2 separate regions of the Homo sapiens genome follow, and region 2 is linked to region 1. A link is an interaction called in ENCODE POLR2A ChIA-PET data of the cell type or tissue named here. Cell type or tissue: PC-3. All regions are shown on one strand. Each heading gives the region's core, and the rest is flanking DNA. Links, peaks and the distances in the headings are about the cores only. Region 1 has its middle 7.7 kb from the start of RAPSN. Region 2 overlaps CSTPP1 (centriolar satellite-associated tubulin polyglutamylase complex regulator 1).

Region 1 (12,390 bases), core at 3,881-11,880:
AAAGTTTAGGCTTTTGCATATTTATTATAATAAAGCTGTATCTTTTTTTGAGACGCAGTTTATCTCTTGTTGTCCACTCTGGAGTGCAATGGTGCGATTTCAGCTCACTGCAACCTCTGCCTCTCAGGTTCAAGCGATTGTCCTGCCTCAGCCTCCCTAGTAGCTGGGACCACAGGCACGCACCACCATGCCCAGCTAATTTTTGTATTTTTAGTAGAGATGGGGTTTCACCATGTTGATCAGTCTGGTCTCGAACTCCCAACCTCAGGTGATTGACCTGCCTTGGCCTCCCAAAGTGCTGGGATTACAGGCATGAGCCACCGTGCCTGGCCAATAAAGCTGTATCTTAATTAAGTGTTTTGTTGGATTTTGTTTTGTTTTTGTTTTTGTTTTGAGACAGAGTCTTGCTCTGTCACCCAGTCTGGAATGCAGTGGCACAGTCTGCTCACTGCAGCCTCCACCTCCCAGGCTCAAGCAACTCCCTTGCCTCAGCTTCAGGCATGTGCCACCACATTCGACTAATTTTTTGTATTTTTAGTAGAGACAGGGTTTCACCATGTTAGCCAGGCTGGTCTCAAACTCCTGGCCTCAAGTTGATCACCCACCTTGGCCTCCCAAAGTGCTGGGATTACAGACATGAGCCACCTCGCCCGGCCAATGTTTTGTATTCTTTGAAAACCTCTTCATCCTTCTGTAGCTTGCTCAACACCTACTTTTTGCCACATTCCTGTTCATCTGGCTGGCAGAGGCACCTCCGCACTGACTTTCTCGGTCAGCACACAGCTTCCCTAATGCTCACATACTATGCTCACCTGAGCAGCTCGGTCCCTGATGAGGAAAAAGCCACCAGGCTGGAAATTAAACACCAGGTTGTGCCTGCACCTCAGGGAATGTCAGACTAATGTTTGATAATATTTCCCTTCAGGAGAGATCGGAGCTGGACTTGCCTTGCACCTTGTGCCTTCAAGCATTTTCCTTCCTTCTCAGGAGTCCTTTCCAACCCCCACCATCTGGTGTTTAATTGCTTTTGCATGCATTGACTTTCTCTGTACTGGTTGAAGGCTCCAGCTATAGGGAAGGCTTTTGTTTTTTAAAAATTCAAGGCAGGTCGGGCGCGGTGGCTCACTCCTGTAATCCCAACACTTAGGGAGGGCAAGGCAGGCAGATCAGTTGAGTTCAGGAGTTGAAGACCAGCAGTGCTAGCATGGTGAAACCCTGTCTCTACCAAAAATACAAAAATTAGCTGGGCATAGTGGCGGGCACCTGTAATCCCAGCCACTCGGGAGGCTGCGGCAGGAGAATCTCGAACCCGGCGGGCGGAGGTTGCAGTGAGCCAAGATCATTCCGCTGCATTTCAGTCTGGGCGACAGAGTGAGACTCCCATCTCAAAAATAAATTGAAGGCAGCCTTGGGATGGGAAATTGAACTCACACAACCAGGAAGGGCTTTCCCGCAGTCCCCGACACTTTCCAGGCCCAGGTCTTGGCCTGCTCTACCCAAGGTTTTTCCATTAGTGGGGATGGGTCTTACTAATCTGAGTCCTCTTGAGATTTGGGTTGTATTTAAACGGCTTTATTGCATGACGTGGTGGCTCATGCCTGTAATTCCAGCACCTTGAAAGACCAAGGTCGGTGGACCACTTGAGGCCAGGAGTTCAAGACCAGCCTGGCCAATATAGCGAAACCCCTTCTCTACTAAAAATAAACCAGGCATGGTGGCGCATGGCTGTAATCCCAGCTACTCAGGAGGCTGAGGCACAAGAATTGCTTGAACCCAGGAGGCGGAGGTTGCAGTGAGCAGAGATTGTGCCACTGTCCCAGCCCAGGGAACAAAGTGAGACCGAGACCCTGTCTCAAGAAAAAAATAATAAACAGGTTTATTGAGATATAATTCACACACAACACAACTCATCCACTTAAAGCATACCATTCACTGAGTTTCAGAGTTGTGCAACCATGAATGCAGCCTAATTTTAGAACATTTTCAGAACCCTGTACTCATTTAGCAGTCACTCCCCATCCTCTCCCTCACTCCCTTTCCCATTTCCTAGTAACCACAAATATACCTCTGTCTGTATCTTTACTGGTTCTGGACATTTCATTAAAATACAGTCATGGGATATGTGGCCTTTTGTGTCTGGCCTTCACTTAGTCAACATCCTGAGGTATTTTCTCCTTTCTTCCTCCTACTTGAAAGCTAGTGGCAGCACCCACTGCCTTGTGGCACCTGCTCCTGCCATCCCTCATCCTTCTGAGCTTGTCTGCTCCCAATCCAGCCTTGTTTCTGCAGCTCTCCCAGCTCCTCTTTCTGGTTGCCGATATTATCTGCCTCAGCCTGAATCTGGAAGGCTTCTAGACTCACAGTTGTCCAATACAGTTACCCACTAGGCACTGTAGCTTTTTTTGTTTAAATAACTAAATATGGGCCCAGCCAGTGGCTCACCTTACCTCTCCATGCCTGTAATCCCAGCGCTTTGGGAGGACGAGGCAGGCGGATCACTTGAGGTTGGGAGTTTGAGACCAGCCTGACCGACATGGAGAAACCCCGTCTCTACTAAAGATACAAAATTAGCCCCGCGTGGTGGTGCATGCCTGTAATCTCAGCCACTCGGGAGGCTGAGGCAGGAGAATTGCTTGAACCCGGGAAGTGAAGGTTGTGGTAAGCTGAGATCATGCCATTGCACTCCAGCCTGGGCAACAAGAGCGAAACTCCCTCTTAAAATAACAAAAATGTAGTACCTCGGTTTCACTAGCCACATTTCAAGTGACTGGTGGCTATCCTATTGGACAGTGCCGATACAAAACATTTCCATCATCACAGGCAGTGGCAGGACTGTTCTAGACAGTTTGCTGTTTTTGTTTGTTTGCTTGTTTGTTTTTGAGATGGAGTCTCACTGTTGCCCAGGCTGGAGTGCAGTGGCAGGATCTCGGCTCACTGCAGCCTCTGCCCTCTGGGTTCAAGCAGTTCTCCCGCCTCAGCCTCCCGAGTAGCTGGGACTACAGGCACCTGGCATCACACCTGACTAATTTTTCTATTTTTAGTAGAGACGGGGTTTTACCATGTTGGCCAGGCTGGTCTCGAACTCCTGACCTCAGGTGATCCGCCCACCTCAGCCTCCCAAAGTGCTGGGATTACAGGCGTGAGCTACCACGCCCGACCTATTCTGCTTTTAAGAAAACAAAGCCACCATTTATTAATCAGCCACAGCCACTGCATTCGTCCTCCCAGCAACTGGTAGCATAGGAAGATAGACTGAGGCACAGAGAAGCTGCAGTTCTTCTGTTCATGTGGCTAATAAGTAGGACAGTTGTGTTTTCATGCAGGCCAACCTGACCCCGTAGTCCTGTAGAACATATTCCTTTGAGGGGTCACTAAGGTGGACCCTGGGGTGCCCTGGTTTAAATTCCACCTCTGGGACAGAGCTTCATGAAGACAGGAGCCATACTTCATTTCTCACTGGAGGCCTCACCATTCCACACACACTGGCGGGTAAGTATTCAGTAGACATTTCTGTCACCATCCAACACAAATGACCGCCAAGTCCCTCAGAGCGACTTTACAGGAATTCTAATACAACTTCTGAGTCCGCTCACCAGGGGCCCTGCCACTTGAAGTTGGTGCCAGCACCTGTTTCAGTAGCAGGGCCCTGTGCTGTTAGAGGTTCCCCCTTGGCGGTCAGGGAAGGACCCAGGTGAGGGGAGCCTACCTGTGGCCATTCAGCCCTGAGAGTGCCACTAACCTGCCCTTCCCTAGAATGGGATGTGCCTGGAGCCCGAAACACCTGACAGCAATGACTTGTTTACAAAATCAGGTGAGGGTTTGAATTTTTTTTTTTTTTTTGAGATGGAGTGTCACTCTTGTTGCCCAGGCTGGAGTACAGCAGTATGGTATCAGCTCACTGCAACCTCCGCCTCCCAGGTTCAACCAATTCTCCTGCCTCAGCCTCCTGAGTAGCTGGGATTACAGGCGCGTGCCACCACGCCTGGCAAATTTTTGTATTTTTAGTAGAGATGGGGTTTCACCATGTTGGTCAGACTGGTCTCGAACTCCTGACCTCGTGAGCCACCACGCCTGGCCTTAATTTTTTTTTATTAAATGCAAAACATTTAGGTGGTTCTTCAAAAGGCTTAGAGTATGTTGGGGAAATCTTTGTTTTAAGGATTCCCTAATCCGGTAATACCAAGTCTACCATCAGCACCCCTGTGACCTTGGACAAATTACTTGATTCTCAGCCCCAGATTGTTCATCTGTTAAATGGAAACAAAAGCACCTGCCCCGTACAGTTGGGAAGATGAGAGATTGTCTCAAAAACTAGCCAAAGGGGCCGGGTGTGGTGGCTCATGCCTGTAATCCCAGCACATGGGGAGGCGAAGGCAGGGGGATTGCTTGAGCCCAGGAGTTCAAAACCAGCCTGGGCAACATAGCGAGACTCCATCTCTACAAAAAGAATAAATGCACAGCCGGGCGCGGTGGCTCACGCCTTTAATCCCAGCACTTTGGGGGGCCGAGGCGGGCGGATCACGAGGTCAGGAGATCAAGACCATCCTGGCTAACAAGGTGAAACCCCGTCTCTACTAAAAATACAAAAAAAAAAATTAGCCGGGAGTGGTGGCGGGTGCCTGTAGTCCCAGGTTCTCAGGAGGCTGAGGCAGGAGAATGGCGTGAACCTGGGAGGCGGAGCTTGCAGTGAACCGAGATGCCGTCACTGCACTCCAGCCTGGGCGACAGAGCAAGACTCCGTCTCAAAAAAGAATAAATGCACAAACAAATAGCCAAGCTACTGCCCCTGGCAAGCACTCATTAAAGTCGCTAGTAACAACAGTAAGTCATGGTTAAAAGTGAGCGAATGCCCCATCCCACAGCCCATTGATAACAGATGGGGTCATATGCTTCCAGGATTTTGCTTTTTTCTTTCTTTTTTTTTTTTTTTTTTTTTTGAGACGGAGTCTCGCAGTCTCGCTCTGTCACCCAGGCTGGAGTGCAGTGGCGCAAACTCGGCTCACTGCAAGCTCCACCTCTTGGGTGCATGCCATTCTCCTGCCTCAGCCTCCCGAGTAGCTGGGACTACAGGCACCCGCCACCACGCCCAGCTAATTTTTTGCATTTTTAGTGGAGACGGGGTTTCACCATGTTAGCCAGGATGGTCTGGATCTCCTGACCTCGTGATCCGCCAGCCTCGGCCTCCCAAAGTGCAGGGATTACAGGCGTGAGCCACCGCACCTGGCCGGATTTTTCCTTATAAACACAAAAAATAAGTAATTTTTGTTAATAAAAATGAGATCATGTTGAGATCATGCTGAGTATGGTAGCTCGGATTATGCCTATAATCCCAGCACTTTGGGAGGCTGAAGCAGGAGGATTACTTGAGCCCAGGAGTTTGAGACCAGCCTGGGCAACACAGACCTGTCTCTACAAAAAATTTAAAAAATTAGCCAGGTGTGATGGCACACACCTGTAGTCCAAGCCACTTGGGAGGCTGAAGCGGGAGGATTGCTTGAGCCCAAGAGGTTGAGGCTGCAGTGAGCCATGATCGCACCACTGTACTCCAGCCTGGGTAACAGAGCGAGACCCTGTTTCAAAAAAAAAAAAAAAAAATGGCTGGGTGCAGTGGCTCACGCCTGTAATCCCAGCACTTTGGGAGGCCAAGGCGGGCAGATCACGAGGTCAGGAGATCGAGACCATCCTGGCTAACACAGTGAAACCCCGTCTCTACTAAAAATACAAAACTAGCCAGGCATGATGGTGCATGCCTGTAATCCCAGCTACTCGGAGGCCGAGGCAGAAGAATCACTTGAACCCAGGAGGCGGAGGTTGCAATGAGCCGAGATCGCGCCATTGCACTCCAGCCTGGGCAACAAGAGCGAAACCATCTCAGAAAAAAAAGGCCAGGTGCGGTAGTTCATGCCTATAATCCCAGTACTTTAGGAGGCCAAGGCGGGTAGATCACGAGGTCAGGAGATCCAGACCATCCTGGCTAACACAGTGAAACCCTGTCTCTACTAAAAATACAAAATATTAGCCGGGTGTGTTGGCAGGCACCTGTAGTCCCAGCTACTCAGGAGCCTGAGGCGGGAGACTAGCTTGAACCCGGGAGGCGAAGCTTGCAGTGAGCTGAGATCGCGCCACTGCACTTCAGCCTGGGTGACAGAGTGAGACTCCGTCTCAAGAATAATAATAATAATAAAATAAAAATCACACCGTAATATACAGAATGTTTTGCAGCTTGTTTTTTTTTTTTTTTTTTTTTTAGAAGGAGTCTCACTCTTGTTAGCCAGGCTGGAGTGCAGTGGCACGATCTCGGCTCACCGCAACCTCTGCCTCCCGGGTTCAAGCGATTCTCCTGCCTCAGCCTCCTGAGTAGCTGGAATTAACAGGTGCCCGCCACCATGCCCAGCTAATTTTTTGTATTTATTAGAGACCAGGTTTCACCATGTTGGTCGGGTTGGTCTTGAACTCCTGACCTCAGGTGATCCACCTGCCTCGGCCTCCCAAAATGCTGGGATTACAGCCGTGAGCCACCACGCCCAGTCTGCAGCTTGCTTTTTTAAGTTACTATGCCCTGGGCTCCCTTCCATCTGGGTACACAGGTATCTACTGCTTCCTTATTTAGAGTCTACATAGCACTTCATGGTTATGAACACCCTTCTATCAGACACAGATTCTTTCTAGTTTTTCACTACCGTAAATAATAAGCCAATAGAGGGATGTTAGTTCAATGGCTTCTTTTCAAAGCAAGTTATCTTATCATCTCATTTGATTTTCACAGAAAACTTGCCAGAGAGGTGATATCTTTTTTTTTTTTTTTTGGAACAGAGTCTCGCTCTATCGCCAGGCTGGAGCGTAGTGGTGCAATCTCTACTCACTGCAACCTCCGCCTCCCGGGTTCAAGCGATTCTCCTCCTTCAGCCTCCCACGTAGCTGGGACTACAGGCACGCACCACCACGCCAGCTAATTTTTGTATTTTTAGTAGAGACAGGGTGTCACCATGTTGGGCAGGATGGTCTCAATCTCTTGACCTTGTGATCCGCCTGCCTCAGCCTCTTAAAGTGCTGGGATTACAGGCGTGAGCCACCACGCCCGGCCAATATCTTTTTAATTGGGGAAACTAACTTGGTAAGATGGGGAGACTTCCCAAGAATCCCGATAGTCGTGGTAGAGGGACCTTGGGACTGTCCCCTTCAGTTACATTTCGTCATGCATCTGGAGCAGGGGCTGCAACTGTGATGTACTCATGTGAAAGGAGGCCAGCATAAGACAAGTGGCATTTGGCTTCAGTGTCAAGGCGAGAACAGGGAGTCAGGGGTGCATGGTTCCAATGAATGAATTGGTAAGACATTCATGGTCTCTTGGGGCCAGACCCCGACCACTGGAGTGGTTGGTAGGCAGTCAAGGTCTGAGCATGCGTGAGTTTCCACTTTTTTTTTTTTTTTTTTTTTTTTTGAGACAGAGTTTTCCTCTTGTCACCCAGGCTGGAGTGCAATGGCACAATCTCGGCTCACTGCCACCTCCACCTCCCAGGTTCAAGCAATTCTCGTGCCTCTGCCTCCTGAGTAGCTGGGACTACAGGTGCATGCCACCATGCCTGGCTAATTTTTTGTATTTTCCATGGAGACAAAGTTTCATCATATTGGCCAGGCTGGTCTCGAACTCTTGAGCTCAGGTGATCTGCCCGCCTCAGCTTCCCAAAGTGCTGGGACTACAGGAGTGAGCCCCTGCACCAGGCCAAGCTTCCACTCTTCAAGAGAAGCAAGGAAATGTACATTTTTATGTAAAATCTCCTAGATAACACATGTTGCCAACCAACTCAGAAATATTTAGTCCTCACATGCCAGATTGTGACTCTTGCTTCAGGCCCAAACTTAATTTTCTACTTTTGATTATAAAACAGGGATCTAAAATGTGAGGTGTGCAGCTGGTACCTGGCCCAGCAGGCACTCTGGTGATAGCCCTGAATCCCCCGACTGTATCACCACCTTGTGAGGTTAAGTGGCACTGAAAAGACCATTTCATTTTGTGGCTGTTCCCTAACACCTTCCAGGGCTTTTCATCTACTGGGCACTGGTAAGCAAGTCTTAACTCTTTACCCTCTCCTTAATACATGCCTTCTGCCCACCCAGGCTACAGCTTTGGATAAGTTCCCAGTGACTTTGCTGTGCTTCAGGTAAAGATCGCAATGAATTCCGGAAAACTATTGTTCTGTTCTCCACTTTCTCCATCTCCCTTGTCCTCGCCTCCTTTCTAGTACAGTATAATGGTTAAGAATGGGAGTCCTGGCCAGGTGTGTTGGCTCACACCTGTAATCCCAGCACTTTGGGAAGCCGAGGCAGGCATATCACCTGAGGTCAGGAGTTCGAGACCAGCCTGGACAACATGATGAAAGCCCGTCTCTACTAAAAATACAAAAAAAAAAAAAAGCCAAGAGTGGTGGCACGTACCTATAATTCCAGCTACTCAGGAGGCTGAGGCATGAGAATCGCTTGAACCCGGGAGGTGGAGGTTGCAGTGAGCCAGGATTGCGCCACTGCACTCCAGCCTCGGCAACAGAGCTAGATTCCATCTCAAAAAAAAAAAAAAAAAGAACGAGACTCTACAACCACACTGCTTCTGGTCCCAGCTGTCTAGGACCAGCAGATGGCAGTGTAGTCTTGGGCAGGTCACCTTACCTCTCCATGCCTGTTTCCTCATTTGTAAACTGGAAGAAATGCTTAACTCAGAAAATGTTAGAATGTTAAATAGGATTCTCTGTTGGTCTCCTCTTACCTTGCCAGGGGCCGTGCCGTTAGTTACTAGTAGTACAAAGACAAGTAAACCACAGTCGTTGCCATAGAGGAGCATGCCCTTAACCTAACTACAGTCGCTGATTTCTGGAAAACGTGCTCAGAAATGAAATTTTTGAGGCCGGGCATGGTGGCTCACGGGAGGCTGAGGCGGGCAGATCACTTAAGGCCAAAAGTTCGAGACCAGCCTGGCCAACATGGTGGAACCCCGTCTCTACTAAAACTGCAAAACTTAGCCAGGTGTAGTGGTGCTCGCCTGTAATTCCAGCTTCTTGGGAGGCTGAGGCAGGAGAATTGCTTGAACCCAGGAGGCAGAGGTTGCAGTGAGCCGAGATCCCACTGTGTCCGCAGTTGGTTCCTTCTAGTGGGTTCGTGGTCCCGCTGACTTCAAGAATGAAGCCGTAAACCTCTGTGGTGAGTGTTACAGCTATTAAAGGTGGTGCAGACCCAAAGAGTGAGCAACAGCAAGATTTATTGTGGAGAGCAAAAGAACAAAGCTCCCACAGCGTGGAACGGAACCTAAGCGGGTTTCTGCTGCTGGCTTGTTGGGGTGGGGATGGGCTGGTCGGGGAGGCAGCTTTTATTCCTTTATTTGTCTCCACCCATGTCCTGCTGATTGGCCCATTTTACAGAGCACTGATTGGTCCATTTTACAGGGTGCTGATTGGTCCATTTTACAAATCTCCAGCTAGCTACGGAGCACCGATTGGTGTGTTTTTACAGAGCACTGATTGGTGCATTTTACAAACCTCTAGTTAGCTACAGAAAAGTTCTCCTAGTCACCACTCCACCCAGGAAGTCCAGCTGGCTTCACCTCTCACCACCACGGGCACTCCAGCCTGGGCGACAAGAGTGAAAAACTCCATCTCAAAAAAAAAAATAATAATAAAGAAGAAATGAAATGTTTCAAGGAAACATAAGGTACTCTGCTACCTAGAATAAGCGAGTATGGGCATATTCCCATCACTGAAGTCAGATGAGCAAAGACCTGTCTCAGGGAAAGGACAGCTTGATCCCATCAAGTTTTCAAGTTTTGAGGTCATTTGAGTTCCCCAGGAAAGAGGAAGGCTGTGGTCCCCAACTCTGTTGGGGTGTAGATGCAGGCCGCCCTTCCTCCATTCCTTCCTGCCAGAGACTCAATGTGAATAGTGTCTGGGCCTTGGAGTGGGGAGAATCTGCTGGCCCTTCACACCTTCGCTGTGGGCCCAGCTTCCCTCCCATCTGCAGCTCAGCATCAACCCAGGCCTCCCTGAGATGAGAGAAGACCCCAGCCAGCTCTCCCTCCCTTTCCCAGGCTTAGGAGCACTCCTTTGGGGAGTCCAGGTGGCCTTGCCCAGCCACCTGTCCCAGAGCCTGCTCCCACTCTGCCTCTGTTGAGCCTGGGGCATTTGCCTTCTGACCCCCAGAGCGTCCCCTCTGACCCGTTGGGCTCTCAGGAAGCAGGCCGTGTAGTTGCTCTGAATTTCCCGGTGAAGCCGTCTTTCCTCCGCTTCTTCCCCATTCACCGATATTTGACATTTATTGAGGGGCCACAGTGTGCCGGGCCTTGCTCTGGGAATACAGTCAGTAATGAAGGAGACAAAGTCCTGCCCTGGGTTAGGGCCCAGCCATATGACCTCATTTGAGTGAAGAATAAAGACATTCAGCAAACAACCTCACTAATATAAAATTATAGAGAGGCTGGGCGTGGTGGCTCACGCCTGTAATCCCAGCACTTTGGGATGCCCAGGCCAGCGGATCACTTGAGCACAGGAGTTCAAAACCAGCCTGGCCAACATGGTGAAACCCCGTCTCTACTAAAAATATAAAAATTAGCTGGGCATGGTGGCATTGCCTGTAATGCCAGCTACTTGCGAGGGTTGAGGTGGGAGGGTGGCTTGAGCCCAGGAGGTCGAGGCCTCAGTGAGCCTAGATTGTACCACTGCACTCCAGCCTGGGCGACAAAGTGAGACCCTGTCTCAAAATAAAATTATAGAGATAAGTCCTGTATCAGAATGCAGTGTAATTCAATGAGAGGATAATATGCTGATTCATCCTAATTATGACTTACGAGGCAGAGTGTGGGTGTGGTGAACAGAGAAGGAATTAGGAGGTGCAAAGGCCCTGGGGCAGACAGGTAGGCAGGTACCAGAATGTAACAGTTGCCATATTACTCACACTTCTGCTCCAAGCATATACCTAAGAGAAATGAAAACATGTCCCCATAAAACCTAGTACATGAATTTTTTATTTTTTTGAAACAGGGTCTCGCTCTGTCACCCAGGCTGGAGTGTAGTGACATGATTGCGGCTCACTGCAGTCCAAGCTTGTAGGCTCAAGCGATTCTCCTGCCTCAGCCTCGCGAGTAGCTGGGACCACAGCTGTGCACCACCACACCCAGCTAATTTTTTTTTTTTTTTGTATTTTTTGTAGATATGGGGTCTCGCTATGTTTCCCAAGCTGGTCTCCAACTCCTGGGCTCAAGTGATCTGCCTGCTTCAGCCTCCTAGTGTGCTGGGATTACAGGCGTGAGCCACCGTGCCCAGCCCAATTTGTACATGAATTTTTATAGCATCATTATTCATAGTAGCCAAAAATGAAACAACCCAAATGCCTATTAACTGCTGAATCAACAAAATGTATATCCAGACAATGAGTATTAACCAACCACAATAAGTAATGAAGTTCTGATACGGTTGAAAACATAGTTGAATCTTGAAAACATTATGCCAAGTTAAAGAAGCCAGTCACAGATGACCACATATTGTATGATTCCATTCCTGTGAAGGGTCCACAATAGACAGGTCCATAGACACCAGGTGGCTTAAATAACAGAAATTTATTTTCTCACAGTTCTGGACGCTAGAAGTCCAAGATCAAGGAATTGGCAGAGTTGGTTTCATTCTAAGGCCTTGCTCCTGGGCTTGTAGATAGCCATCTTCTCCCTGTGTCTTCACGTGCTCTTCTTCTGTGTGACTGTGTCCTTTTTAAACATTTATTGTGGGCCAGGTGCGGGGGCTCACGCCTGTAATCCCAACACTTTGGGAGGCAGAGGTGGGCAGATCATGAAGTCAGGAGTTCCAGACCAGCCTGACCAACATGGTGAAACCCCGTCTCTACTAAAAATACAAAAATTAGCCAGGTGTGGTGGTGCGCAGCTGTAATCCCAGCTACTCAGGAGGCTGAGGCAGGAGAATCACTTGAACCTGGGAGGTGAAGGTTGCAGTGAGCCAAGATGGCACCACCACACTCCAGCCTGGGTGACAGAGGGAAAGTGTCTCAAAAAAAAAAAAAAGTATTGTGGTCAGGCATGGTGGCTCACGCCTATAACCCCAATACTTCGGGAGGCTCTGAGGCAGGTGGATCAACTGAGGTCAGAAGTTCAAGACCAGCCTGACCAACATGGTGAAACCCCGTCTCTACTAAATACAAAAACTTAGCCAGGCGTGGTGGCATACACCTGTCATCCCAGCTACTTGGGAGGCTGAGGCAGGAGAATTGCTTGAACCCGGGAGGTAGAAGTCTCAGTGAGCTGAGATTGTGCCACTGCACTCCAGCCTATGCAACAAGAGCAAAACTCCGTCTCAAAAATAATTTTTAAAAATAAAAATTTATTGTTTATTTATTTTTTGA
Region 2 (12,390 bases), core at 2,270-10,269, 480 kb after region 1:
TTCTATTTCTTCCAAATACAATCCTATAATAGTTATTCTTAGACTTCTATTTTTACAAGTGGGAGAACTGAGACTTACAAAATTAATTTACACAGCTAGTGGGAAGAGAAGCCAAGATTTGAACCAAGGTTTACCTGATACAAGAACCCATTCTCTTAACACGTTGCCTCACCATTAACACTTTATAATCAGTTATGGAAGTAAAAATTATCTTTATTTTACACAGTGCACAAAGGCAGGAATGTATGTTGATAGTAAAATCACCTGAGAGATATGGTCCATTTGGGTCCACGTGAATTTATGTGTGTGTATGTCTGTCTGTCCTGTCCCCCCACCTTCATACCAATCAGCATTTGTGTGAAGTTAGAACTTGTCCCTAAATTTGAAAGTTTCTTGAAAAGAACCATCCCATCCATTCCTAGTTCGCAAAGTAGAAATAGAAAGCCCTGGTGTTCTTTTTACGTGTGGGTGAAGGGAAGAAGCTAAGAAGAAAAGTTCCTCCCTGCAGAGAGTTTTACACCAGCCAACAGCCAAGTGCGAAGCTCTCCCTAATTGCCGTGCCCTGGTGGTTTCCTTCACCTGCAGCTCTTATCAGTCTAATGCTCCCTCTGTGGTTAAGGGTACCACCCAACACGGGAAAATCCTTAGTTTATCAAACTTCAATGAGACAGAAGTTCAAAGCTCTTGCCTGGCAATAAAACACGGAGAGTGTCATTTTACATTTTTTTTAATGCAAAGGAATAGGCTTTAATTTATGTGAATGATTAAAGAATAAAAAACAGCACACCTGCATCCCTGGAGGGCAAAGATATCTGGGCACCTTAGCTGCCCCTTGGAAAAGGAAAAGCATTTAAGACAGGCTTTTCCTCTTTGGCTTTGCCATGACTTCCACAAGATGAGGATTAAGTTTTCTAACCTGTACCTACGCTCTAGTGTCCTAAAATTCACACTAATGCCCAATTGTCCATGTCTTGCTCAGATAGCATCACTGTCTGAGATAAGCATTTAGAATTTCATCATGCTATACTGAAAAATCTAAGGCAAATGTAAGTAAACACTATATGATCCTTACTTGAACCTAGCAAGTGAAGGCAATTGTGGATCAGAAACTTCTTGGTTCTGTTGACTCACCCCATGTTGATCACGTAATCTCTTTATAACACTGTCAATCCTGCTATAAAATGGGTATGATTCTAAGAATATGTCTGATAATAAACTACTTCTTTAGAAAGCATTCAATATATGCAAAATGTAACATGTTAATGATTATATTATTATTGCTACATGCTGACTCTACAGATTAAAACAGCATAACAATTTTTACTGCAATGGTTAAGAATATGGGTTCTTGAGCCAACTGAACCTGGATATGATTTCTAGCTCTGTCATTTACTGACTGTGTAACTTCATATAAGTTACCTTATCTCTCTGCCCTTTTCTATAAAATTGGGCAATACTAGTACCTACCACAGAAGACTGTGGTGAAGATTAAATAAAATAATCTATGTAATCATCTTAGAATAGTGCTTGGCACATAGTAAGTGCTCAAACAATATTAGCCCCTTACCCCCTTATTGAAAGTTCTGCTCATCAAACCAAGATGTTTAGACTATCTTCAAGGATTCTTGGGCTATATAAAATCTATAACTATAAAAATATACATCATCATATACCCATTTCAGGTATGACCTTTAAACTTGTAGGAAGCATTCACTTATTAACTGCTAATTACTCAGCAGGCCCTAATTTATATGGGGAAAATCCAAAACTATTTATTTTATTCTCTTCCCAAGCATAAATACCATAAAAGCATTAGTTGTTTATTTCACAATTAAATGATAAGGGGTCCTATTTGGAAATTTTTGTTTGAGGGGTCTAGAATTTCCACCTTAACATTAGTTAGAGCACTCTTTTTTAAAAATTATTATTTAATACAGAGTCCCAATAATAGAATAACTAAGTCTCACTGGAAAAAATCTTCATATGAATTGCTATATATGATATTAACAGATGCACACATAGGCAATAGCAGTACAAGTGAAAAGCAGAGTATATACATATACTCAACTTTAAACCTGACTTTTTCCCCCCTTGCCAGAGTTTGATAAATAAATTGATAAATACATAGAGTTTTCCTTTCTTCCTTTTGAGACATATTTTGGTCTATGAGGCCTCTTGAGATTGAGATGCTGGATGGCACAAATAAATGTTTGCTGAACTAAATTAAAATGTTCTCTGAGATTTAAAAAAAAAAGTAAACCTGTTAATCAACAACCTGTCATGTAAACTGCTTAGAAGTTTCAAGTTCAATATCATTTATAAATCACTAACATAATCTAGTATTTGATCTTGTGAGGTACAAATAGATAGCTTAATGGTTTAAACAGTTAATAGACCTCTAAAATTTATTATTTACATCCTCCATCTTTACTGGTATATCCTGGTCCAAGGATATAGTGTGTTCTTGTGAAACATTTTGTCATCCATACGAGACCATCTTTGATCTTAGACCACACTAGACCAATTTCCCTTAACCAAAGGGAATGGGGAAATGAGGAAATCTAGCACATGTAATTCTTATACAACCCAACGAAGTAGGTAATAGCAATTTTTTTAAAAACTAGAGAGGTTAAGAAACCTGCCCAAAGTCTAAATAAATGGCAGAGCTTGGATTCAAACTTAGATTTGACTCCAAAGCCCGTATTCTTCCATTCACCCCACTACCTCTCAAAACCAAAAATGAAAGCAAAACAAGAAAAATCCAAAAACCTACAAAGTGCCCCATCTTACGTTGTATTATCTAGAAATTGCTGGCTCTTCCCTGTTAATACTTTATAGTATTAAGAAGCTTAAATTGGTAAATCAAAGTACTGGTATGATCTTTAAATTTTTAAAAATGTTTATTTCTAGTTAAACACACAATAATTTTTAAAGGTTCAAACAATACAGATAAAGCTAAAGACTAATTCCAGTTCCCATAGATAACAACTATTATCAGTTTGGGGTACATATTTTCAAAAATACAGAAATATAGTTTGTGAGCTTGTTCTGTTTTCATGTTTTAAGTTGTTTTTAAGTGTCTGATATATCCTTTCTGCATCTTTTTTTTTTTTAATCAACAATGTCTGGAGATCTTTTATAAAACAATATGGAACCTACTTACCTTTTTGATAGTTCCCAATGGTAAATATTTCCCTACTGATAAACATTTAGGTTGTTTCCATGTTTTCACTATAATAAACTGGGCTGTGTTGAACATTCTTGTACGTGTTTCCTTGTATATATGTGCAAGAGTTTTTCTAAGGTAGATTCCTCAAGATGGAATTGGCATTTCATAGGATGCACAGGATATCTTCATGTTTACCAGAGATAGACAATTGCTTTTACAAATTAGTTATTCCAATTTACACACCACCAGCTGTATGAGTATCTATTTTCACTATCCTTGGCCTAATGCTTTTTAATTTTGCCGATTTAATAGTTAGAAAATAGCTTTTCTCTGTTGTTTTAATTTTACTTTTCTTGATTACAAATAAAGTTAAGCACATTTTCATGTTTATTTGTATTTCTTATCCTTTGCCAATTTTCTTCTCTGGTTGTCTTTTTTTCTTCTTCTTGACTTGTAGATAATTCTATACATGTCACAAATACATACATCTACTTCATGGTCTTCTTTTAACTTGTCTGTGGTATCTTTCATTTTACAGAAGTTTTAAGTGTTGATACAGTCAAAATAATGTATCTGTGGCTTTTTTTTGGTGTGCTTTGTGTCCTATTCAAAAAGGCCTTCTCTACTCCAAGTGTATAAGCCTATTATCCTATATTCCAGTCTGTACTGCATGATACTGCCACCTTTAAAGAGCCATGCAGTATGACATGTATCAAACAGAACTTTCTGAGAACAAATTTGCAAATTAAGGAATGACCTTTTATTTTATAATTGTTAATTATAAAACAGACAAAAGCAATACATTGCATCTATGCATCCAAACCACTAAAGTCCTGCTATACGGCTAGTCAAACTCAAATACTAAAAGACACGCCAGAGGCAAACAAAGCATTACACATATGCTAACATCACCTGTGACAACCAGAAAACAAGAGGTGTCTAAAGATCTTTATGTTAAGTAGAGGATGAAAAACTAAAGTCTATTTCCCTCAACCAAAAGGGGTATTGTACTGGTTAATAGCTGTGAAAAGCTGAGTGCCTTGACACTCAAAACAGTCTCTGGTCAACCATTAATCCTCCCCTCTTCCCTTCTCTTTCCTAAAACTGGTGGGTTTTTTTGTTTTTTTGTTTGTTTGTTTGTTTTATATATAGTTTTGGGATGTCAATTAAGGGTAAGTGCTTAAATCCTACTGCCTCAGTATTTCCAGCCTAAATCTCATAATAATACAGCATTTGTAGGTTGGAGTCCTGCAATTTCAAGTGCCAGAAACTACAGAATCTTTTTTATTTTAAGTCAGAGTCTCGCTGTTGTCACCCAGGCTGGAGTGTAGTGGCGTGATCGCGGCTCACTGCAACCTCCACCTCCAGGGTTCAAGCGATTCTCCTGCCTCAGCCTCCTGAGTAGGTGGGATTACAGGCGCCCGCCACCATGCTCAGCTAATTTTTGTACTTTTAGTAGAGACAGGGTTTCACCATGTTGGCCAGGCTGGTCTCAAACTCTTGACCTCAGGTGATCCGCCTGCCTTGGCCTCCCAAAGTGCTGCGATTACAGGCATAAGCCACCGCGTCCTTTTTTTTTTTAAGGAGATTTTCATAGTTCAAACTTAAAGCACTCAGCTAGCTGACCATAACAAAATGTACTTCCTGAACACCAGAGAAATCTAAAGTAGCACTTAAGTTTCCCACAGTTACAATCTAAGGGACATATGAAGAACCCAAGTAATATTTGTCATGGCAATAACTTTGCAAAAATAGTTACTAATAAAGCAGTATAGTTATCAAGTCAACGCCATAAACATTCACATAACTATTTTCCAGAAAGTATCATGGGTAAAAAAAAAATCCTGTAAATTGCTAAACATGTAGTAAATCATATGCCACTCATGTTTTCAAACAGGGAAGTAATAAAATTACAAGGTGAAAATTAATTGTGCTATAGCACGAGTTGTAGTCTTGCAGCCGGGCATGGTGATGCATGCCTATGGTCCCAGTTACTCAGGAGGCTGAGGCAGGATGATCCCTTGAGCCCAGGAGTTCAAGACCAACATAGTAGGACTCCTGTCTCTTTAAAAAAAAGAAAAAGTATAGCCTTTGGGGGCAAACCATGTATTTATCAATTATCATTAAATTTACAGATTAATATTAATTGGTAATATGCAATTTAACTATGAATATACAGAATAGTGATATTAATGCAATAAGATACTAATACAACAGCTTAATCATTTGCTTGGCATTTTACATTAAAAATATTACATAAAAATTAGTTGGCATTCACAACTGAACTAACAGTAACAGGATCTCATTTTTTCTAATGACAAAAAGATACAGAAAAGTTCTAATTTAAAGTAACTGAAAACTCACGGGCTTAGAATTCCCTGTCCTCTCTCTTGTGGTTGATGTGGCTCTGCACGAAGGTGGGGATTCTTTTTCAAATAAGAGTCTCACATGTGAAATCCCCACTAAGAACTATCTCCACATACTGTTTATGGGATATAGCTGTAATAGTGCTCAATAATCCCTTTGAGTTTCTATTTTTGTTATGAAAGTAAAGGATGCTATTGTAGATATTTATAGATACAAAAAGGCCTAGGCCAAAGTGCACAAAAACCGTATGGGGCAAATGGTTGGAACAACATAGACTAGACAGAGAGGCCCCAGTTTAGTCTACACAGAAAACTCATAACACTTAACATATCATCTAAATTAATGGTATAAAAACACCACCAAAGTACCCTATAAAAACATACTTTGGATCTGTTTTACTAGAACAACATAATTTTTGACTCATCACTTTTAGGAATGTTGCAATGTTCAGTCCTACCTTTTCTGCCAGGCCCAACTCAAATGCCACCTTCTTTGTGAACCTTTCCCTGATTCTGTCCCAGCCAGAAGTGATCTTCCCTTTTCCCAAACTCCCTAAACATCTATTTTAAATATTTCCAGTGGCACTTTCTACCTTGATACACAGTTATTTCTGTTATGCGTATGTTATCTTCTTTGTTGGATGTCCTGATCCTTAAAGATAGGCACCATGACTCATTTATCTTTTATTTCCTTTAACACTCAGGACCATTCAGTGTCTTTCACATGGTAGACATTCAAATATTTACTTAATGAACATACAAACTGTATCCACTATTTATAAACTGTGATGCTGTTCTTTATTCAACTCAACCACTTTAGGACTGTGCCTCCCAGGTGGGAAACGCTAAATATCAAAACACATTCTATTACAATGTTAGTGTTCTTACTGGAAGCCACTTTTGTCCTGTTCTCAACTACTCTTTCTGTTGCCTTTTTACTACTGTTCCTTCTCTCTATTCCAATGAGAAGGCACTTGTTCCTTCTATTGTTACTAAGAGCCTCATTATGTTCAAGGTAAAGCGAAAAAATGCATTCGATGCAATTACCAGTTCCTCACAAATTTGGGGGCTACTTGTCATTTCAACATCCAGGACTTGAATAAAAGAAAGTCCAAATTCTTTTTACTCCTAATAACTATTTTCTTTTTTTCTTTTTAGACAAAATGGAAGCACACAGCACAGGAAGCAGTCCTCAGTAAGCCACCGTTCATAAACAGCTTTGCTGAAAGCCTAACAAAGGTTCTGTTGTGCTCTTGCATGGCAGGGCCAGTAAGCAGCAGGAGCAGATGAACTCTTTAAGAAACAAAGGTTCTGTCTTCATGCAAATGTTTGCATTAATAAAAAATAAAGAAAAAGATATAGAAAATGCAGGCTAGCTGGACATAATAGGTCTCTAAATGGGAGGTTTTTCACATTTTTCAGGCGGAGTCAGCAGGTCTTTTAAAAACTTTGTCATTCTAAACATTTCACAGACATCACAAGAGAGACATGCAAATAACAGAAGCAAATCAAAAGACATCCCGCTGCTGTGCTGGCGCCTCCCTCATCCATTCCTGGTTTGTCATTTTCTGTTAACCCTAGTGCTGGCTGCTGTTTTGTTGAGGAATGGAGTCCCTAGCCCATGTAGCAGTACATGTCTAGCCAGCTGGCCCCAGCACTGATAACATTACAATGCAAGCCATGTACTACCACTCAGGGACACGTGCTGCCAGGCAACAAGTGCAATGTGTGATTTTTACACACTCCGCTTGCAAATCTGCATGGGAAAGAGCTTCTAAACTAACCACTTAATAAGATATGGTCTTCTTGAGTGTGAGCATCACTGAGTAGTTCAGAAGATGAACTTGCTGAGGACCAGTCCTTCAAAGTGAAATACGATTGACCCTTGAACAATACGGATTTCAATAGCTTGGGTCCACTTAAAAGTGAGGGTTTTTTCCAACCAAATGTAGGTCGAAACTTCAGTATTCTCAGGAAGCAAAACACACGTATAGGGAGGGTCAACTTCTCGTAGATTCGGGTTCCACAGGGCCAACTGCAGGACTTGAGTATGCACAGATTTTGGTATACTCAGAGAGCCCTGGAACTAACCCCCTGCATATACTCATGGATGACTGCATACAATAAGGGCCTTAAAGTAAATACAGAAACTTAAAAAACTCATGTGGGGAAAGGGTTACCAAATACCTATTCTGTGCCAAGCACTGTACTATGTACTCAACTTACATTGTCTCTAATTTTCACAACCACCATTTAAGGTACTTTTATCCTTATTTTATAGCAGAGGAAATTGAAGCTTAGGGAGGTTCTGTAACATGCCCAAGGTGCAGCTAATAATAGCAAGCCAAAACCCAAAACTGTACAGCAAATTCCCCACGATTCTATACATTTCTCTCATTGTGTGTGTGTGTGTACTGTGTGTGTGTGTGTGTGTGTGTGTGTGTGACTGAAACCTAGCTTACTCTGAAAATATCACAATGACTATATTCACCCACTGCAGGACCACTGAAGTGTCACTTTTTCTGTTTTTAATCATTTAAAGTCTTTATTATTCATTTTTAAGAGCAAGTGGCTTTGTTAGCTTACAATAAGAATCTGATTAAAGCTACAAATGCTTTCTCACAGAAAAACGAATATAATATGTTGCATATAATTTTAGAGCATTCAAGAACACCCTAATGCTCATCTATAGTTCCTCTGAGGGTTCATTGCCTACATGTTAGAAAACAATCACATCTCTCTTCCTAGGAGCACATAGTCCATTTTCTTTTTCTCCATCTTTTTCTCCACCACTCTCCTAAAACTCTGTAACAAACACAATGATGACCCATTAAGCCCCCTGACCTGAAAAGTCCTTGTCTTCCTCAATTTCCATTGAACACACTATTCCTCTTCACCAGGACTTAAAATCACTTAAGTCCTCCCACATCGTCCCACAGATTCTGTCCCACTGGCCTCTCTGGATTGTACTTAACTTGGAAGTAGTAGTTAGAAACTTCATTACTATTCTTACCACTGCTCCTGAATTATAAAAACTTAAGAAGTTGAAAGACTTTCAGATCATATTGTTTATCTCCATCATTTTACAGATAAAGAACTTGAAATATTTTCTTCATTTTTTCTCCTCTTGATTCAATGATTCAAAGTTCTTGGGCTTGCTCAAAGTAGCTCTAAAGTTTTCCATATTTCTGTCTATAACCATAAAGCCAACATTTCATTTGTACAAAGCAAGCAAAATCATGGCAACAACTGAATATTTTCATTTCCAAAGAGACGAGAAAAGCTAAAGTAAAAGGAGCTAAAGATACATATACATAAGAGGGTTCAAATTAAACCAATGTACCCCCTGTATTTCTAGCATTTTTCCTCTCATTTTTCTTTCCTTTTTTGCTTAATACATCTTTCAAAATTAAATGAAGTACTTTGTTTTCACATTATAAATATTTCTTTATGCAAATACTGCTGAGCTTAAAAAATGTCTCCAGAATTTTTAGTTTTCCCTGCACAAATCACTTTGTTATTGCACTATAGAAATATATTTTCTAACTTTTAAAATTTTTTTGAGAGAGGGTCATGCTCTGTCGCCCAGGCTGGAGTGCAGTGGTGTGATCATGGCTCACTGCAGCCTTGACCTCCCAGGTTCAAGCAATCCTCCTATCTCAGCCTCCTGAGCAGCTGGGATTACAAGTGTGCACCACCATGCCTGGCTAACTTTTAAATTTTTTTGTAGAGACAGGGTCTCACTATGGCTGGTGTCAAACTCCTGGGCTCAAGCAATCCTCCTGCCTCAGCCTCCCCAAAGTGCTGGGATTACAGGTGTGAGCCACTGCACCCAGACTTTTTTTTCTTTATTTTAATATTTATTTTATAAGGAAATATATTTTCTTTGGTTTCTTCCCTAATTTCTCGAATCTCCAGGTAAAAATTGGAGTATTGTGTGTGTGTGTGTGTGTGTGTGTGTGTGTGTGTGTGTGTGTGTGTTTTGAGATAGAGTCTCACTCTGTCACCCAGACTGGAATGCAGTGGCATGATCTCAGCTCACTGCAACCTCTACCTCCCAGGTTCAAGCGAGCCTCCCACCTCAGCCTCCCAAGTAGCTGGGACTACAGGTGCACACCACCACACCCAGCTAATTTTTGTTTTGTTTTGTTTTGTTTTTTGGTATAGATGGGGTTTCACCATGTTGGCCAGGCTGGTCTCAAACTCCTGATCTCAAGTGAACCACCCACCTCGGCCTCCCAAAGTGCTGGGATTACAGGTGTTAGTCACCATGCCTGGCCTGTTTCTTTTTCTTTCTTTTTTTTTTTTTTTTGAGACAGAGTCTCGCTCTTTTGCCCAGGCTGGAGTGCAATGGCAAGGTCTCTGCTCACTGCAACCTCTGCTCCCAGATTCAAGTGATTCTCCTGCCTCAGCCTCCCAAGTAGCTGGGATTACAGGCGCCTGGCACCACGCCTGGATAATTTTTGTATTTTTAGTAGAGACGGGGTTGCACCATCTTGGACAGGCTGGTCTCGAACTCTTGACCTCAAGCGATCTGCCCGCCTCGGCCTTCCAAAGTGCTGGGATTACAGGCGTGAGCCACTGCGCCAGGCCTGTTTCATTTTTGAGACAAGGTCTTGCTCTGTTGCCCACAGTGGAGTGCAGTGTGGTGCAATCATAGCTCATCGCAACCTCCACAGCTGGGCTCAAGGAATCCTCCTGCCTCAGCCCCCTGGAGTAGCTGGGACTACAGGTGTGCACCACCAAACCCAGTTTAATTTTTTGTTTTTGTTTTTTGGTAGAGACAGGGTCTTGCTATGTTGCCCAGGGTAGTCTCAAACTTCCAGCCTCAAGCAATCTTCCCACCTCAGTTTCCCAAAGCACTGGGATTACAGGTGTGAGCCACCATGACTGGCCAAAACTGCAAGTACGTTTCTAAGGAAGAAGAAGCCATTGAAGTTTGCAACTTGAAGTCTCTGCCACAGCATTATATAAAAATATGAATGTTTTTGGTTATAAATTACCCTCTTCAACACACACAGACACACAGACACACACAGACACACACACACACACACATACACCCTCCAGTATACATACCTGGGTTCATGGTCACTGGCATAAAGATTATATTTCTCAGCTTCTCTTGTAGCTAGTCTTTAGTCATGTGACTCAGTTATAAAATGTAAGCAAAATACTGTGTGGATTTTCTAGAAAGTACTTAAATGGGACTGATTCAGTTGAGATATCCTTTATTTATCCCAATGGATAAAAAGGAGTTCCTTCAGTCCTCATGGGTCATGAGGTAAAGAATGGATTCTATGGTGAGGATGTTGGCACAGAAAAATATATGCTTGAGTCCTGATGAAACCCTGGAGTATACTCTACCAGCTGTGGACTGCCTATTTTCAGACTTGTTTTCCATGAAAGAGAAATAATCTTCTATCTTGTTTAAACCACGGTATTTTAGGTTTCTCTGTTGTATGCAGACAAACCTAACATAAAGCATCCATATATTTTCCAGAAAGTATAAATGAAGAGATCAAACTAATATATCTGGCAAGCAACCAATCAACCAAGGAGAGGGCTCCTTGGCCTATTCACAGACCTAGGTTAGCGCATGCTAGGATAGGATAGAACATTTCTTGACACTATTTTAGAATCTTAAGAGACGTACTGACATCTTCAGTGCTTACTGTGTTTTAAACAGGGTAATGACTTTCATAACTTCAACAAAAACATTTGTATTGCTCTTGAAAGTTTACCGAATACTTTCACATACATTATCTCATTGAACCTTACAACAAACCTAGGAGTCAGATAAGGCTGGGATTATTATCTCCATATTACCAGTGAAGAAACTGCCCAAGGTCACACAGTTGTTAAGTGGTAGGGCAGAAAATTGAACCTTAATCTCTTGAGTATAAATATTTTCCACTGAATCACAGAATTAGGATAGAGAAATTCAGAAAGTTTAAAATGATCATGATTGGTACTAATTAATATAATTATCATGATTGCAAACTAGACCACAAATCAATGTCTTGGTATTTCACAAACATACATGAAGATTTTTTAAAATAATTTTTCCATTTACTAACTGAGGAAACATTCTGTTCAGGTTTAGAACTGATGACAGCTCCGTCTCCTTCTCAGATCCTGCATTTTGAACTAGAGAGGAAAAGGAACAAATGAGAGGCAGCACATAAAATATGAGGTAGCAAAGGGGAAGCACAACTTCTCTCTAAGGGCCATTTCTCTTTGGACAGCTTAGGTCAGATTCTACCCTGTATAAGAAACTTCTGCAATTGCTTCCAGAAATCTCTTCAGAAAGTGTACACTGTACCGCTCAAATAGCCCAGCTCAAAAAGGAAAGAACTGACCTTCAGACTTGCTCTTAAACAGAGAATTGATCCCAGCCCTGCACTGCCATCCCACAGACAGGCACCAATGCTCAACAACCCTAGCAAGGGGGTCTCATTATATAAGACCTGGTCTCTAATCCCTGTCCTATCTCTTTGGGGTATTATGCAAGGTATTTAACCTCCAACTTAACCTCCTCACTAGATCATGGAGGAGGATATTCTACTCTCCAGGACAATTTGGAAACCTGATTAAGTGTAAGTAAATATTTTGCTTCTATAATGTTTACTATAAATAGATAAGGAGAAAAAATTACTATACTCTCTTCTACTTCTCTAAATTCATACTTTGTCTTTCCAAAACAAAATGACCCAGTAAAAAGTCTTGTTAGAGGGACCAAGTTGAAGAAAAATGTTAAACTGAGCAGAAGAATTTGAATGGTACTATAGGGAAAAGATAAAAGAAACTTTACTTTTAATTTCATTTTTTTGACATTATAAAAGGATGAAGCTG

Evidence for each region. Peaks named below come from ENCODE experiments on the same cell type or tissue, not always from the same donor. Only the 100,000 strongest peaks of a DNase experiment are listed, where the experiment ranks them.
Region 2: POLR2A ChIA-PET joins it to region 1 with 11 read pairs; 2 of 35 experiments call an interaction of 5 or more read pairs at or near these places.

The regions. Positions count from the first base shown.
Region 1 is chr11:47,450,634-47,463,023 of GRCh38, reverse strand. No RefSeq gene overlaps it. Among named protein-coding and RNA genes, the nearest start is that of RAPSN, 7.7 kb to the right of the region's middle. RefSeq lists an enhancer at 7,112-7,611. In PC-3, for the core only: a CTCF peak has its summit at 8,652 (motif pointing right); a DNase peak (open chromatin) is centred at 8,633.
Region 2 is chr11:46,971,984-46,984,373 of GRCh38, reverse strand. The region is part of intron 1 of CSTPP1 (centriolar satellite-associated tubulin polyglutamylase complex regulator 1); the gene reads right to left. Among named protein-coding and RNA genes, the nearest start is that of CSTPP1, 41 kb to the right of the region's middle. In PC-3, for the core only: no CTCF peak of the experiment used is centred there; a DNase peak (open chromatin) is centred at 6,263; H3K27ac peaks cover 1,053 bases.